Linked DNA regions of Homo sapiens: all the other regions are linked to region 1. The links are chromatin contacts, found by Hi-C or POLR2A ChIA-PET in ENCODE. All regions are on one chromosome and are shown on one strand. Each heading gives the region's core, a stretch centred on a gene start or an enhancer-like site at or near the end of the contact. The rest is flanking DNA. Distances are from core to core; before and after follow the strand shown.

Region 1 (5,158 bases), core at 1-2,500:
CAAAAGGGTTAAATTTTAGACACTCTTGTAGTTTGTCCCATTTAGCAATCCATTCGTTCGAACAGTAGATTAATGCAAGTACTACAAGATTAGGACGAGGCAAGCTGCCGTAATACCATCCAGTAGTCAAAATTACAATTGGAGAAGAATGACAGTCACAGGAACGCGCTATTGTTCTAAAGATGCTACGAAGCGCGCGCGATCGATCCCAGGGCTCTGTTCACGTAACTGATTTCAAAAGTCCCGCAAAAATGACGTTCCACCCACCCAGAGACCCAACCTCTAATCCTCAAAAGTAGGACGGCTCAACTGAAGACAAAAATCCTAACAATTAAAAGTAGCTAAGGCTCGCTTACCACAGGATTCTTCCCCATTCTGCGTTTAGCCGGCCTCGGCGGCCGCCGGCCCCCAAGCACCTGGCGCCCCACCCCTCCCGGCTCGGTCGCGCGCGCAGGCGCAATGCGTCATCGGGCCGCGCCGCCTGGCTAGTACCCCGCGCGCAGCGCCCTGCGGGGATGTTGCGGTGAGAGGCGTGCAGGGACCTGGATTGGCCAGTCCAGACTAGCCCTGCCAAAAAGGGGGCCTCGGAGTTGGGGGTAATGTGCCCAGGAGCAGAAATCTGGCGACCGTGGCGCTGCAATCACAGCTTTCCCGTGGTTTCCTAAGTGGTGGCGGTGATTTGTTTGCGGGAAGCGGGGCGTGACGGAAGACCTTAATTAAAGGACTCCGCAGGCGAACAGATCTCTTCTGGGCAGCTACAGACCTCTCCTCGGAGGAGTCTAGGAGAGGCCTGGCTGGAAGCCCCGGCACCCGCCGGGCCCCGGGCCTCAGATGAGTGAGGCGTCGTCGTGGCAACGCGGGCTCAGGTCCCCGCAAACTTCATGCCAGGCCTCTCTCTCCCACTCCGGGAGTTCGGTCCCGGCCTCGCCTGCGTCTCCGTCCCATTCCTGTGAACACTGGAGGGGCGGATGCGCGCACCCCACGAGCAAGGCCCTCCCTTAGTGATTCCCAGCTCGTTGGCGCCCCCCCACACACACCCACCCCCACTGCCAAGTGTAGCTGTTTACCCGCCACCTCTCGAGGCCGACGCGCCCCTCGCCGCTCACCAGGTGGCCCTCCTCCAGCCGAGCCCCCGAGTCAGTCCTCATGGTGCTCTCCCCGCGGGGCTGCCCCGGCGCAACCGCCGGCGGCCCGAGCCCAGCTCCCCGCGACGCAGCGGCCTCCGGGACCTGTGGGACGCCGGGGCTTCGTGGCGCCTGGCGAGGCAGCCGCCCCCTGAGCCAGGTCCCCGCCCGCCTCTGTCCTGCCAGGCGCTGCTGGGTTTGGGAGGAATGCGTTTACTCTCCAGGACCAACGAGTCTGTGCAGGCCTGGGTGTGTGGATGTGTATTAATATAGGCAATTCTCACATTTTCTCCGATTGCTTACCCTTCATCCCACAACTGTGTAAATCAAATTTGGAAAAACTTTTTCTCAACCTTAAAATCAAATCCAACCTCACATAAATATCACTACAAACTACCTGATTTGCATCGTTTGGTTTGGTTGGGTTTGTTTTTTTTTAAAGATAACTTTCACTTTAAGTAACAGAGAACTACAAATATTTTGAATCATGCATTCTGTTTTACAGTTAAGAAAGAAATGGGAAAGATGGAAGAATGGTGTGGATATGGAGAAGAGAATGATGCAGAAGATGAACAGATACAGGGACAGGGAAAGCGCCTGGAAATCTCAAATCTGGGGAAAGAAAGAGAAACAGCACTTTGTAATGGCATCCTAATCTTGTTACCAAACAAACGGGGCTTGTTGCCCTATACGCACAGAAGCCAATATTATGGCGCTGATTTTTTGAGAAAAGTTTTCATTGTGAGTCAGCTAACAAGGAGACAGGAGTATAGCTCTAATCTGTCTCCCTGTGTTGGCTTTAAGACAGTATTTTTATTAGAAAACGTTTAGGGGGTGGATTCTGGGATTAGTAGGTGATTGGTGGAAGGAAAGAAGCCATCTGGAAAATCCTCTGGCGTTCGCAGTTACCTCTTCATGTCCCTTCATGGGTCGCATGTGCAAATTTTGGAGGGAGTCAGTGTGAAACATGGGGAAAGATTCAAGCTGTGACGCCAGCAAGCTCATTTTGTACAGACTCCAGGTAGCCATCCGTGTTAGTACTAACCACTTTCAGCCAGTTTGCTTTGTTTTGTTTTGTTTTGTTTTTTAATCTCACAATGGAAGAAGTTTAGGCGTTTTATTTAGCAAGTTGTTTTTTATCTGCCGTCCTGCATGCTCAAGAATTTCTGTTAGTCCCTGGTTTCTTTAACTCTGAGACACGGTTTCACTCTTGTGATTTTCTATATATAGGTCTCTGGGATTAATCCATTGCCTTTTTCTAATTTAGGCCTGCATGTAGATATTGGCTGTTAAGGAAAATTAGTGTTTGTCACACCTCTCATGAGAATAATTTTTTCCTTGTAGGCCGATTTGTAAATAGTGAAGGCAGTGCAGTTTCTTGTAGGTTTTGATTTTAGATGTGAAATGTGTACATTAAACCTTTCTTGCTGAGTTAGTCAAGTAAGCACTTTTTGTAAAAGATGTTTTCATAAAACACGTTTCATAGAGTACAGTTTCTAAAGTTAACTATTGCTTATTTTATTTAGGAAAGCTCTTTATTTAAATCTTAAAAAGATCATGTGAAATCTGCGAAAGGTTCTCATACTCAGTGACTTAACATTATTCATATTTCTACCACAGCTGCATATGAGGTAAAGGAAAAAAAATTAAGTTAAAATAGGTAACCACATAACCATACAATAAAAATTTTTTTCAAATAAGATTAATTAATAAATTGCTGCACTTTTAAAGTTGTACACATTAAAATGGGTCAAATACTGTTGTTTTAGATTGCAACTATGGATCGCTGTATCAAGGGTACAGTGTTAAAACTCCAGCATTAAACAAGAAGTCTCATTGAGACTCAGTATCTGAGGAAATCCATGTTGCTGGTACCCACTGAGGCTCCTCCTGAGCCTTCTGTATGGCAGACAACAACTGGGCACATGCATCGTGCAAGCTGTCATTCACAATCACATGATCAAAAAATTGGCCAAACTGAGTTTCCATTCTTTGGGCTAAATTTTCCATCTCTTGTAGGTCTTCATCCTTTAGGAGAAATAGAAAAATATGGATAGTACAGACTTAATTGGACAAATGGAAAAAATACAGTTTGTTATGCTGTCACATTCAGTTGTGAAACTATGTATAAAAACAGTAAGGTCCGAAAATTTTGCACAGATGATTTTCAATAAAGTTTCAAAAATATTTTTTCAAAATTCTACAAAACCAGCAAACTAGAAAATAGTAATTTTTTTGCCCTCTGTTATTGAAATAATGTGGCTAAGTATAGATAAAATAATTTTTTTTTTTTTTAGACAGGGTCCCACTCTGTCCCAGGCTGGCATGCAGTAGGATCATCTCAGCTCACTGCAGCCTCTGCCTCCCAGGCTCAAGTGATCCTCCCACCTAGGCCTCCCAAGTAGCTGGGACTATAGGCACATGCCATCATGCCCAGCTAATTTTTGTAGAGAAAATATAATTATTATAACAGGTATAAACATATCCTTCTAAATTAATGTGAAGCATAAGCAAAGCTGGGAAAAGTATATCACTATCCACAGTATGTCATCCTTTATTTCTTAGAAATGTATTACTGAGATAAAGAAATTTTAATTTGGAAGTTTTTTTAAATAATAAAAGACTGAAGTTTTTATTTTAAAAAATGAGGTCCAATAAATGTCTTCTAAACTACAAAACTTATGTTTTAATCTTTAGTCTTAATGTCTCGTCATGTTTTGCAAAATTTAGTCATAGTTTGCAGACAGATTACTCCCCTCAACTTCCCGTGTGAACTTATCTTACTCTTACCTAAACACTTGAAACTTTTTAACCATATACAACATAAAACCAAAGAAAATGTACCAGTTTAAATAAAATTTAAACATAAATTTCAAGTGAACATTAATCTGATAGGGATAACATTAAAGATACAAAATGGCCACTTTCAACATGAGGATGGTATAAGCCAGTTATATTATGTTTCTACTATTGTGAAATGTTCATTTAATGAAGGTAATTTGGCATTCACTTGGCACTAATGCATTAAATTCATTGCTGTTATTTTCTTATTAGTTCATGAAAATAGTACAACTTGTCACCAATACAATCTGAAACACAAATGCAGGCACCAAAATCTTGTGGCTTTACAAAGTGACCATACATATGATCCAGAAACAATTTTGTTAATTTGTTTAGACTGCCATAAAAATGAGAACAATTTTAAATGCCCATAAGACTCAGCAAATACATTCATGGACTCCACTGTTCACAAGGCAAACTGGAAAATCAGACCTCCATAGTCATTGCAAAAAATATGAAAATAAAAATAATAAGAGAAAGGATAATTTAAAGATACCTGTGCTTGCTTTGGTAGCACACAGACTAAAACTGAAACAATGCAGAGATTAGCATGGCCCTTGTACAAGCATGACATACAAATATTTAGTGAATCATTCATATTTTTAGTTTCAATTTTGCCAGGTAAATAAATTCTAGAGCTCTGTTTCACACAATGTGAATATACTTAACACTAAATACTAACACTGAACTGTACACTTAAAACGGTTAATATGGTGAGTTTTATGTATTTTTACCACACATATACACACACACACAAGTGGCTGTAATATCTTGATGTGGGTGATGGTTATCTGGGTGCATACACACATAAAAATTCATTAAACTGTACACTCTGTACACCTTACTGAATGTATGTTATGACACAATATTTAAAGCATATTTAATGTAAAATATATGTACGCAACCGGAAAAAAAATCACCTGTTCTAGGATGAGATCACTGATTAATTTCACTTGGCTTGCCCCCTCTATTATTACCATCATCATTTTACAGATGAGATATACTCACTGAGCATTTTTAAAGTAAGCTTTTAAGTAAAAGATATTCTGTTTAAAATACAAACACCAGGCTCATACATGCCCAATTTCTGTTTGGCTTTGCAAACTACGGCTCAAGGATTTTTTTTTAAGCTAGACCCAAAAAAATAAGAAAGTAAAAAATAAGGGTAGCATCATAACATTTATTAAACTTTA
Region 2 (5,158 bases), core at 1,215-3,714, 430 kb before region 1:
ACACACACTCATATATATATTCACATATATATAAAGATGGCGGTCTCACTGTGTTGCCCAGGCTTGTCCTGAACTCTCAGGCTCAAGGAATTCTCCTGCCTCAGCCACCCAAGTACCACCATGCCAGCTTGTATATTATTTTTATATTCAGAAATAAAATTACAAAAGATTTCCCTTTTTTGAAGGCATTAGATCACTCCAGAAATGAACCATCTGAAAAAAATCTTTGATATTTATGTTGTCTCATGAAATCCTTGTGTATGCTTTCTTCATTCATGTTGCTAATATGAAAGTGAAGATGCTTTTGCATAAACCCTGGGTTTGACAATATTAAAATATATATTCCATTTTCTTAACTGTCATGATTGAGCTTCTCCAGCCAAACCAGGTGAAGTCTGAATTTTAATCAGGATCTGGCATTTCACCTTGGAATTAATTAGCTAATTCCACACTAGGGCCAGGATCTTGAGAACTCTCTGCCTCTGATACTGGGAGTGGCATCCTGAAAGAAAGGAACTGTCTAATCTTTAGTGCAAATGAGATTTATCCTTTGTCCTGGGCTCTAGGACTTAAAAAAGAATCTTTGAAATTTTATTCAGATCACAATTGTGCAGTAAAAGTGAGTTGCAGAGTAGTCAGAATCCCCAGTTTTTCAATATGTGACTTCAGAAATAATGTGGCATAAATACCCCAAGGGGTTTAGACTAGAGTATAAAAACATGGTTTTGGACAGGCATGGTGGCTCATGCCTGTAATCCTAGCACTTTGGGAGGCTGAGGTGGGCGAATCACTTGAGGTCAGGAGTTCAAGACCAGCCTGGCCAACATGGTGAAACTCTACCTCAACCAAAAATACAAAAATTATCGGCTGGGCGCGGTGGCTCATGCCTGTAATCCCAGCACTTTGGGAGGACGAGGTGGGCGGATCACAAGGTCAAGAGATCAAGACCATCCTGGCCAACATAGTGAAACCCCGTCTCTACTAAAAATACAAAAATTACCTGGGCATGGTGGCGGGCGCCTGTAGTCCCAGCTACTCGGGAGGCTGAGGCAGAAGACTCGCTTGAACCCAGGAGGTGGAGGTTGCAGTGAGCTGAGATCACGCCATTGCACTCCAGCCTGGGTGACAGAGCGAGATGCTGTCTCAAAAAAAAAAAAAAATTATCTGGGGGTGTTGGTGGGCACCTGAGGCAGGTGGATCCCTTGAATCCGGGAGGCAGAGGTTGCAGTGAGCCGAGATCGCGTCACTCACTCCAGCCTGGGCAACAAGAGTGAGACTCCATCTCAAAACAACAACAACAGCAACAACAAAATAACAACAACAACAAAAACATGGTTTAAACAACTGGCATGGGGAGATACATCCTGCTCTTCCTCACAGTGGATCCATTGGAGTGGTTGGTTAGAAACATTTAAGGCCCTAAGATAAGGATTCCTACTAAGTGGCTCTATCTATTCTTCAAGAGGGCAGCTGTGTACAGGATGAATCGGAACCACAGAGGCCTCTGTGTCATTGTCAACAACCACAGCTTTACCTCCCTGAAGGACAGACAAGGAACCCATAAAGATGCTGGTAAGAAAGTCTGGAACAGTTTATCAAATGCAAATTGGGGATCTTAAAATTATTTTTTATTTTCACATTTTCTTTCTGTGACTTTTATCTTCCATATACGTGTAAGGATGATATCATGTTTCTGAGCCTCTTATATATCCCTGGGGAGTCATCAGTCTGCTAAAGAGTGGCAAGAATCTTTGACTATTCACAATTCTGAATAGAGGAGAGCATGTACTGGGGGAGAGCCTGCTGGATTGGCACGAGACAACTTGGGCGTGAGCTCCAGCTCCACCACTAACTAGGTGTGTGATCATGGGAGAGTCAAGAGACCTTGGCTTCTTCAACTGTGAAACAGGATGAAACACTGGCCACTGCCGATTCTCAGGACTGTTGTGACAACACTGGGTATTACGTGATAGGAGATTCATTGTAAGATTTTATGGTTATGAAAATAAAAATAATCCAAAGCTTTAGGCTATTTGCTGTGCAAATTTTGTAACTATTAGCATTGTTTCAGTTTTTTTTTTCTTTGAGACAGAGTCTTGCTCTGTTGCCCAGGCTGGAGTGCAGTGGTGCAGTCCCAGCTCACTGCAACCTCTGCCTCCCAGGCTCAAGCCATTCTCGTGCCTCAGCCTCCCGAGTAGCAGGGATTACAGGCGTGAGCCACCACACCTGGCTATTTTTTGTATTTTCAGTAGAGATGGGGTTTTGCCATCTGGCCAGACTGTTCTCAAACTCCTGACCTCAAGTGATCCGCCTGCTTCGGCCTTCCAAAGTGCTGAGATTATAGGTGTGAGCCACTGTGCCCGGCCTTGTTTCAGTTCTTCATTTTGTTTTGCATCATTTTATTATTTCCCCTTTCTCTCTCTCTCTCTCTTTTTTTTTTTTTTTTGTTTTTAAACAGAGATCCTGAGTCATGTGTTCCAGTGGCTTGGGTTCACAGTGCATATACACAATAATGTGACGAAAGTGGAAATGGAGATGGTCCTGCAGAAGCAGAAGTGCAATCCAGCCCATGCCGACGGGGACTGCTTCGTGTTCTGTATTCTGACCCATGGGAGATTTGGAGCTGTCTACTCTTCGGATGAGGCCCTCATTCCCATTCGGGAGATCATGTCTCACTTCACAGCCCTGCAGTGCCCTAGACTGGCTGAAAAACCTAAACTCTTTTTCATCCAGGCCTGCCAAGGTGAAGAGATACAGCCTTCCGTATCCATCGAAGCAGATGCTCTGAACCCTGAGCAGGCACCCACTTCCCTGCAGGACAGTATTCCTGCCGAGGCTGACTTCCTACTTGGTCTGGCCACTGTCCCAGGCTATGTATCCTTTCGGCATGTGGAGGAAGGCAGCTGGTATATTCAGTCTCTGTGTAATCATCTGAAGAAATTGGTCCCAAGGTGAGAGCTCTTTTTTTTCTTCCATTTGTAATTAATTAGTTTTATTTATTTTTTATTTTACTCTCATTCAACACCTTTGGTAAGGGTGAGAGTTCTACGTTGTTCTATCCATGTACCTGTTCAACCATCTGCCTACCCTCCTGTTTATCTATTTATCCATCTATCCACCCATTCATCTATCCATCCATCTATCCACCCATTCATCTATCCATCCATCCATCTGTCCATCCATCCATCCATCCAGCAACCTTGTATTGAGTACCAGCCTGGACCTGGAAAGGAAGATACAGAGTTAAAAAAAGACAGAGTCCTTGCCCTCAGGTTGCTTACAAGCTAGAGGGATAGACAAACAAATAGACGGGGAAGGGCATCCCCAGCTGGTAAGTGCACATTGTGAAGTATAGGTGTTATGGGAACATGCAGAATGAGTACCTTGCCCAGATTTGAAGGATCAGAGGAGGCTTCTAGAAATGACAAATAGATGTTAGGTAAAGAATCAGGTGAAAGATGTGCTGGGCAGAGGGAATAGCATGAACAAAAGCATGGGGGCCTTTTATTTGTTCGTTTATTTATCACTCACTCTTACGTCCTGAGCACCTATGTGCTATCTTTGGACTTCTATTTGCCACTGCTCTGACAGCTTCCCTTCTGTCTCTGCCACATGCTGTCCTCTTGGCACCTTTAGCCATACCTAGAGGCCATGGGCTCCTCCATGAAAACGTCTCCAAAGTTGCCATCTCTGGCCCACTCATCTCTGAATTCCTGGGGGCAGAGACCCTGTTTCATTCAACTTTATATCCTCAGCCCCTGACCTGATATATTGTGAGCTTGTTAAACATTTGCTGGGCCAATGAATGACTTGCTTGAGCCTGTCTCATTAACATCCCGCTAGATATCCTACCTCTGTTTAGCCCTTGGACCTCACATTCAGCATGCATGTTTCTGAGCTCATCTTCCCAGCTCTCTCCAGGAGCTCCTACTCCTGAATTTCCATTTGAAGGAATGGCCATAGTGCTCTTCTGGGAATTCAGGATTGGAACCTTGAGTCAACTTTGCTTTTCTCTCTTCTTTACCAGCCCCTCCATTCTCATCACAGACATCAGAGGCTAATGTCTATGGCTTCAGGAACAAGGCAATATTTATTGAGAGCGTACTATGTGCTTACTGTACTGGGTACCGAACTGGGGACAGGGGGTGCAACTGTGTACAAGAGAGACAAAATCTGCTCTCCAGGGAGCTAAAAGTCCAGTGAAGGAAGGACAGATAATAAAAATATAAGTGAATATTTAAATTATTATTATTTTAAAAATTCAACAATATTAAAAGGAGACAGTATACATGCATGATTAAGCAATGTGTGGTTTTTTTTGGTACTCCAGAAATTTCTGTTATTTTTAATTGATACTTCATAACTACATATTTCAGGGTTATAATTTGATGTTTCAATACATATATGTGTTGTATAATGATCAAATCAGGGTAGTTAGTGTATCCATCACCTCATGCATTTATCATTTCTTTGTGGTGAGAACCTCTAAAAGCCTCTCTTGTAGCTATTTTGTAATATACAACACCTTACTGATTGATCGATTGATTTAAATATGGGATCTCACCATGTTGCCGAGGCTGGCCTTGAACTCCTAGGCTCAAGCAATCTTCCTGCCTTAGCCTTGTAAGTAGCTAGGATTATATGCTCAAACCACAGTGCCCAGCTCAGAATGCCTTACTGTTAACCATAGTCACCCCACTGTGCAGCAGAACACCAGAGGTTATTTCTCCTATCTAATTGTAACTTTGTACCCATTGACTAACCTCTCATCTTCCCTTCCCTCCTTCTCTCTCTCATCTTTGTAATTGCTGTTCTAATCACTGCTTCTATGACATCAACTTTTTAAACAAAGATTCCACATGAGTGAGAACAAGCAGATTTTTTCTGTGTCTTGCTTATTTCACTCTGGGCTCATTCATGTTGTCAGACATGTCAGGATTTTCTTTTTTTATGGCTGAATGGTATTCTGTCACGTATAAATATCACATTTTCTTTATCCATATATCCATTTTTGGACCCTTAGGTTGATTCCATATCTTGGCTATTGTAAATAATGCTGCAGTAAACTGGGAGTGCAGATATCTCTCTGACATATTGATTGCATTTTCTTTGTTTATATACTTAGTATGGGGATTGCTGGATCATATAGTATTTTTAT
Region 3 (5,158 bases), core at 1,601-4,100, 390 kb after region 1:
CAATTGGAAATTTTGCAGCAGATAGTCACAAAATTTTCCACCCTTGGCTCTCCCAAGAAGATACCAGTTAGTGGCTTTGGGAGTTGGGTGTGGAAGGGGTTGCTTAGGAAGCAAAATTAAAATGATCCTGGACAGAATATAAACAGATGTCACTACATTTGTCATAGAACCTAAAACATGATTAGACCCTTACATTGTGAACTTACTTTTTCTGATCTTCTATGACTTGGCTCCTTAAAATCATAGCATTCTATACCAGGCAAGGCTTGGAAAGCCAGAGCTCCCCCTCTCACAGCAAATTCTTATTTTGGAGAATAATTTTGGATTGATTTTTTAAAAATCTTTAAAAACAAAACAATCTGTTTTAAAAATTGGCTTTGCTTCTCTGCTTTTTGGACTTGTCTGCCTGGGACAGAGCAAGAGGACTCACATCTGTAACACTTTCCATCTGGGATGGGTTTTCTGCATCTTAGGCATAGACTGCTTTTCATTCGTCCCTTGTATTTAAGGGTTTTTTTTTTCTAAATTATTATCCCTATTGCCTAACATCGGAGCTGTCTGGGGTTATAATATGGAGAGTAGAAGCTCATCAGCTAAATTGGTTTTAGTTGCAGTTGAGACAGTATTTTATCCTGTCAGTTTTCATTTTATTTGATGACAGTGCTTGGTATTTCTTCCTCAATAAGCAAAGATGACTTAGATCAGTGGCCTGATGAATAAGCATGAAATTTTGATTTAGAAAAGGAGGATATCCTGAAGCTCATGGAGAGAAAAAAGGAATCTAACCCCCCACCACACATACTTTAAATGACAAAGCAAAGCAGCAGCATTGTCTTTAAGCAACATATTTCAACCGAAGATCAACACTCCCCGATGTTAGGTAATAGAAATAATAATTTAGAAAGAAAAGGGGGGCCCTTTTAAAAACACAAAGAAGGAATGAAACATTTTTAAAGCAGGTATCGTATTACCTTCAGCACATGTCCCAAAGAAAAGGAAAAAAAGGGTGGGGGGGTCCGGGAGGGAGGGCGAAACTGATGCTTGGGAGGAAGAAGGCGACTCCCGCTGAGGGCCGGATGGAGGATGTGATCAGTCTAACACTCTGCCTTGGCCCAAAGGCTTCCTTCCGCCCTTTCGACCTATTAACAGGAGTGGGGAAGGACAAAGAACCGTGAATCGGAAAGAACGATTCCCAGCAATCTTCAGTGATCGAAAATAAATAAAGAAAAACAGAGAAAGCCAAAGTCTCCCATGGAAGGGAACCCAATTAATTGTCTTCGATTTCAGAATGAGTTTTTTTCCTGCTGTAGAAGAAGCGCACGGGAGGCAGCAGAGACAGCAACTTCTGCCAAGGTTCAACCTGATCAGAAATCGCTCAGAGCTCCAGCACCCGGGACTGAGGCAGAAGGGCTCCGCCAGGAATAACGTTTTTTAAAGCACAGGATTGCTGTGTGTGTGTGTGTGTGTGTGTGTGTGTGAGAGAGAGAGAGAGAGAGACAGAGGAAAGAGGAGGAGGAGGAGAGATTGATTGATTGATTTTTTTCTTTTCCTTCTCAACATGTCACTTTCCTGCATGGGAATTCCTGATATTCCTGGCAGCCCGGAGAGAGGGGAGAGGCCCCCTGGTGACTTATGACCCCCGCAGGAGTAACCAGAGAGCGCGCGCGAGCGCCCAGCGCCTGGCTCAAGACGAAGATTTAACCGAGAACAAAAGAACGTTTGCCAATCAGAAAACGCTACCCGAGAACGAGGATAACCCCGCTTTGTGTTTTGAAAACTCTTTAATTAGCCTGGTTTCTAAGACGCATTAAAACATTCCTACGCAGATTCTAAATGGAGGATCAAATGGTTGCTTCTGCAACGAAGATGGGATCCCGAAAGGGCACACGCCGCAGAACCAAGGCACACGGGGCCACTGAGACGCCCGGCGCGTCGTACAGAGTGTTCCTGGGCGCTCGGTCTCAGGTTACTTCTAGAACCAGTCTCCCCAACGCCGTCTTCGTTTCCTTAAAACCTCGCTAGAGTCACCCCAGTTCCCCAGACTCCAGGCCGTGCGCGCGGGCGGGGTGGCCTGAGCCCGGGTTCCCCGCTCTCCCTGCTTCGGGCCCTTCCTCCGAGGGGTCCTTCCTCCCGCCGTCACTCGGCCCCCTCCGCCCGACTCGGGTTTCTCCTCGGAGGCGGCCCCTCCTCCTTTTTATAACTCGGGGGAGGGGAGAGGGGACTGTGGCCTCGCGTGGACTCTTTGGGTCCGGGGGGAAAGAGGCGATCCGCAAGGCGCACCCCCTTCTCGTCCCGTCCCAAACCCCACATTGAGGACCCGGCGACCCGAAAGCCCCGCCAGAGCCAGCCTTTGCAGTCCTAACGCGACTCCTGGTCACGTCTCTCCCCGAAGGGGCGCTGCGCGGTCCTCGCTCCCCTCAAACGCCGCTGGCGAAGGCGCCCCTGCTCAGGAATGCGCATCTGAGTGCACCAGGAAGAGGAACAAATCTTTGAAGCAAATTCCCTTTCTGCGCGTTTTCGTCCCTGAGCGAATTCAGGGTAAAAGTTTTTCCGAACTTTTCCCTCCCAGTCCCCCGCCCCTCCCCTCAGGAATCCGCCCAGAGCGCCGCGGACACCGCCTCCGCCACTCCCGCGCCCGCCCCTTCCGACTTCCGCCCAATCCGAAGGCGGCCACCGAAAAAACAAAGGCCGCCATTGGGCCGCCGGGGCCTGGGGCCGCCCCCGGAGTGGTTTGTGAATGGGGGGGGAGGGGAGGGGAGGGGAGGGGACGGGAGGGGACGGGAGGGGGCGGGCCGGCCCGGAACCCCGCGAGCCCGACGCTTCTTCTGGCGACCAGCGCGACTCCGAGGCGTTAGTCGGCGCTCACTCCCGGCGGGCGGCGGCGGCGGCGGCGGCGGCGGGCGCCAGGACTCGCTGCTGGGGCTGCGAGGGGCTGGAGGGGCCGGGGCCAGGCCGCGGGCACGAGCGCCTCGCGGTTTCGGACGCAGTGTGACTGGGTTTCCAAAAAGAACTCGCCGTGCTCCCGACTCCGGGGCCGAGATCGGACTCAGCAAGAGCCGGCCGTTTGGCTGAAACTTGGGGCCGAGCTTTTGGGGCTGAAGAAGGAGCGGGGTGTGGAGGAGGAGGCGAAGGAGGCGGCGACGAGCGGAGCCTCGAGGCCAGGAGGCGGGGCAGCACCGCGGAGGCGGCGGCCGGGGCGAGCGAGCGGCGGCGGCAGGGGTTCTCCTAGCGGGGACCGGACCAGGCGCGGGGGGCGTGCGCGCTGCGGTGCGCCGGGGGTCCAGAGTCTTGGGCAAACTTTGAAGGGTGCCGGAGCCGCTTGTTGCTCCTCGCGGCGGAGGGAGCCGCACCGTTACGTCCCCGCGGGGAGAGCGAGGCGGCCCTCCTCGGCGCCCCCAACCCAGGCTGACGAGTTTTGGGCCCCCGGCGGCCCTGCGAGTGCAGGGCGGCGGCGTCTGCGGCGCCTTCGCGGCGCGGGCACCCAGGCGGCAGCGCCCTTTGCTCCACGCCGCCCACGGCCCGGCCCCGGCGCCGTGAGGACTCTCATGCGTCGGGCGCGGCGGCGCCTCCCCGCATCCAAGCCTCTCCCAACCGCCTCGTCGCACTCCTCAGGCTGAGAGCACCGCTGCACTCGCGGCCGGCGATGCGGGACCCCGGCGCGGCCGCTCCGCTTTCGTCCCTGGGCCTCTGTGCCCTGGTGCTGGCGCTGCTGGGCGCACTGTCCGCGGGCGCCGGGGCGCAGCCGTACCACGGAGAGAAGGGCATCTCCGTGCCGGACCACGGCTTCTGCCAGCCCATCTCCATCCCGCTGTGCACGGACATCGCCTACAACCAGACCATCCTGCCCAACCTGCTGGGCCACACGAACCAAGAGGACGCGGGCCTCGAGGTGCACCAGTTCTACCCGCTGGTGAAGGTGCAGTGTTCTCCCGAACTCCGCTTTTTCTTATGCTCCATGTATGCGCCCGTGTGCACCGTGCTCGATCAGGCCATCCCGCCGTGTCGTTCTCTGTGCGAGCGCGCCCGCCAGGGCTGCGAGGCGCTCATGAACAAGTTCGGCTTCCAGTGGCCCGAGCGGCTGCGCTGCGAGAACTTCCCGGTGCACGGTGCGGGCGAGATCTGCGTGGGCCAGAACACGTCGGACGGCTCCGGGGGCCCAGGCGGCGGCCCCACTGCCTACCCTACCGCGCCCTACCTGCCGGACCTGCCCTTCACCGCGCTGCCCCCGGGGGCCTCAGATGGCAGGGGGCGTCCCGCCTTCCCCTTCTCATGCCCCCGTCAGCTCAAGGTGCCCCCGTACCTGGGCTACCGCTTCCTGGGTGAGCGCGATTGTGGCGCCCCGTGCGAACCGGGCCGTGCCAACGGCCTGATGTACTTTAAGGAGGAGGAGAGGCGCTTCGCCCGCCTCTGGGTGGGCGTGTGGTCCGTGCTGTGCTGCGCCTCGACGCTCTTTACCGTTCTCACCTACCTGGTGGACATGCGGCGCTTCAGCTACCCAGAGCGGCCCATCATCTTCCTGTCGGGCTGCTACTTCATGGTGGCCGTGGCGCACGTGGCCGGCTTCCTTCTAGAGGACCGCGCCGTGTGCGTGGAGCGCTTCTCGGACGATGGCTACCGCACGGTGGCGCAGGGCACCAAGAAGGAGGGCTGCACCATCCTCTTCATGGTGCTCTACTTCTTCGGCATGGCCAGCTCCATCTGGTGGGTCATTCTGTCTCTCACTTGGTTCCTGGCGGCCGGCATGAAGTGGGGCCACGAGGCCATCGAGGCCAACTCGCAGTACTTCCACCTGGCCGCGTGGGCCGTGCCCGCCGTCAAGACCATCACTATCCTGGCCATGGGCCAGGTAGACGGGGACCTGCTGAGCGGGGTGTGCTACGTTGGCCTCTCCAGTGTGGACGCGCTGCGGGGCTTCGTGCTGGCGCCTCTGTTCGTCTACCTCTTCATAGGCACGTCCTTCTTGCTGGCCGGCTTCGTGTCCCTCTTCCGTATCCGCACCATCATGAAACACGACGGCACCAAGACCGAGAAGCTGGAGAAGCTCATGGTGCGCATCGGCGTCTTCAGCGTGCTCTACACAGTGCCCGCCACCATCGTCCTGGCCTGCTACTTCTACGAGCAGGCCTTCCGCGAGCACTGGGAGCGCACCTGGCTCCTG

Evidence for each region. Hi-C counts contacts between places; a loop is a spot of excess contacts on that map. ChIA-PET counts read pairs that join two places held with the same protein, here RNA polymerase II (POLR2A). Pooled maps may share reads with other maps.
Region 2: a loop to region 1 is called in a pooled map, with 3 times the contacts of the local background. The contact joins the enhancer-like site here to the promoter of TMEM237 in region 1. A Hi-C loop is called at or near these places in 2 of 37 single-sample maps with no recorded cell type and 3 of 50 pooled maps. POLR2A ChIA-PET finds 5 or more read pairs at or near these places in 3 of 52 experiments (PC-9, Panc1 and activated CD4-positive, alpha-beta T cell).
Region 3: a map of CD8-positive, alpha-beta T cell shows a loop between it and region 1 (28-fold over the local background). The contact joins the promoter of FZD7 here to the promoter of TMEM237 in region 1. A Hi-C loop is called at or near these places in 8 of 168 maps with a recorded cell type or tissue (CD4-positive, alpha-beta T cell, CD4-positive, alpha-beta memory T cell, CD8-positive, alpha-beta T cell and 3 more), 5 of 37 single-sample maps with no recorded cell type and 22 of 50 pooled maps. POLR2A ChIA-PET finds 5 or more read pairs at or near these places in 1 of 52 experiments (activated CD4-positive, alpha-beta memory T cell).

The regions. Positions count from the first base shown.
Region 1 is chr2:201,642,253-201,647,410 of GRCh38, forward strand. It overlaps TMEM237 (transmembrane protein 237), which reads right to left and starts at 1,251. Exons shown (of 13, transcript NM_001044385.3): 1 at 1,107-1,251. The coding sequence starts at 1,148. MPP4 (MAGUK p55 scaffold protein 4) reads right to left here. Exons shown (of 22, transcript NM_033066.3): 22 at 2,622-3,152. The coding sequence ends at 2,958. It also overlaps the pseudogene RNU6-651P. RefSeq lists silencers at 350-539, 1,110-1,369.
Region 2 is chr2:201,206,612-201,211,769 of GRCh38, forward strand. It overlaps CASP10 (caspase 10), which reads left to right. Exons shown (of 10, transcript NM_032977.4): 8 at 1,464-1,572; 9 at 2,459-2,951. Among named protein-coding and RNA genes, the nearest start is that of CASP10, 26 kb to the left of the region's middle. RefSeq lists an enhancer at 2,374-2,423. Within about 2 kb of position 2,465, at least 4 of the 41 ENCODE cell types and tissues checked have a DNase peak (open chromatin) inside an H3K27ac peak, as active enhancers do.
Region 3 is chr2:202,031,005-202,036,162 of GRCh38, forward strand. It overlaps FZD7 (frizzled class receptor 7), which reads left to right and starts at 2,851. Exons shown (of 1, transcript NM_003507.2): 1 at 2,851-5,158. The coding sequence starts at 3,644. RefSeq lists silencers at 2,433-2,982, 3,093-3,172 and enhancers at 3,735-4,575, 3,773-3,892.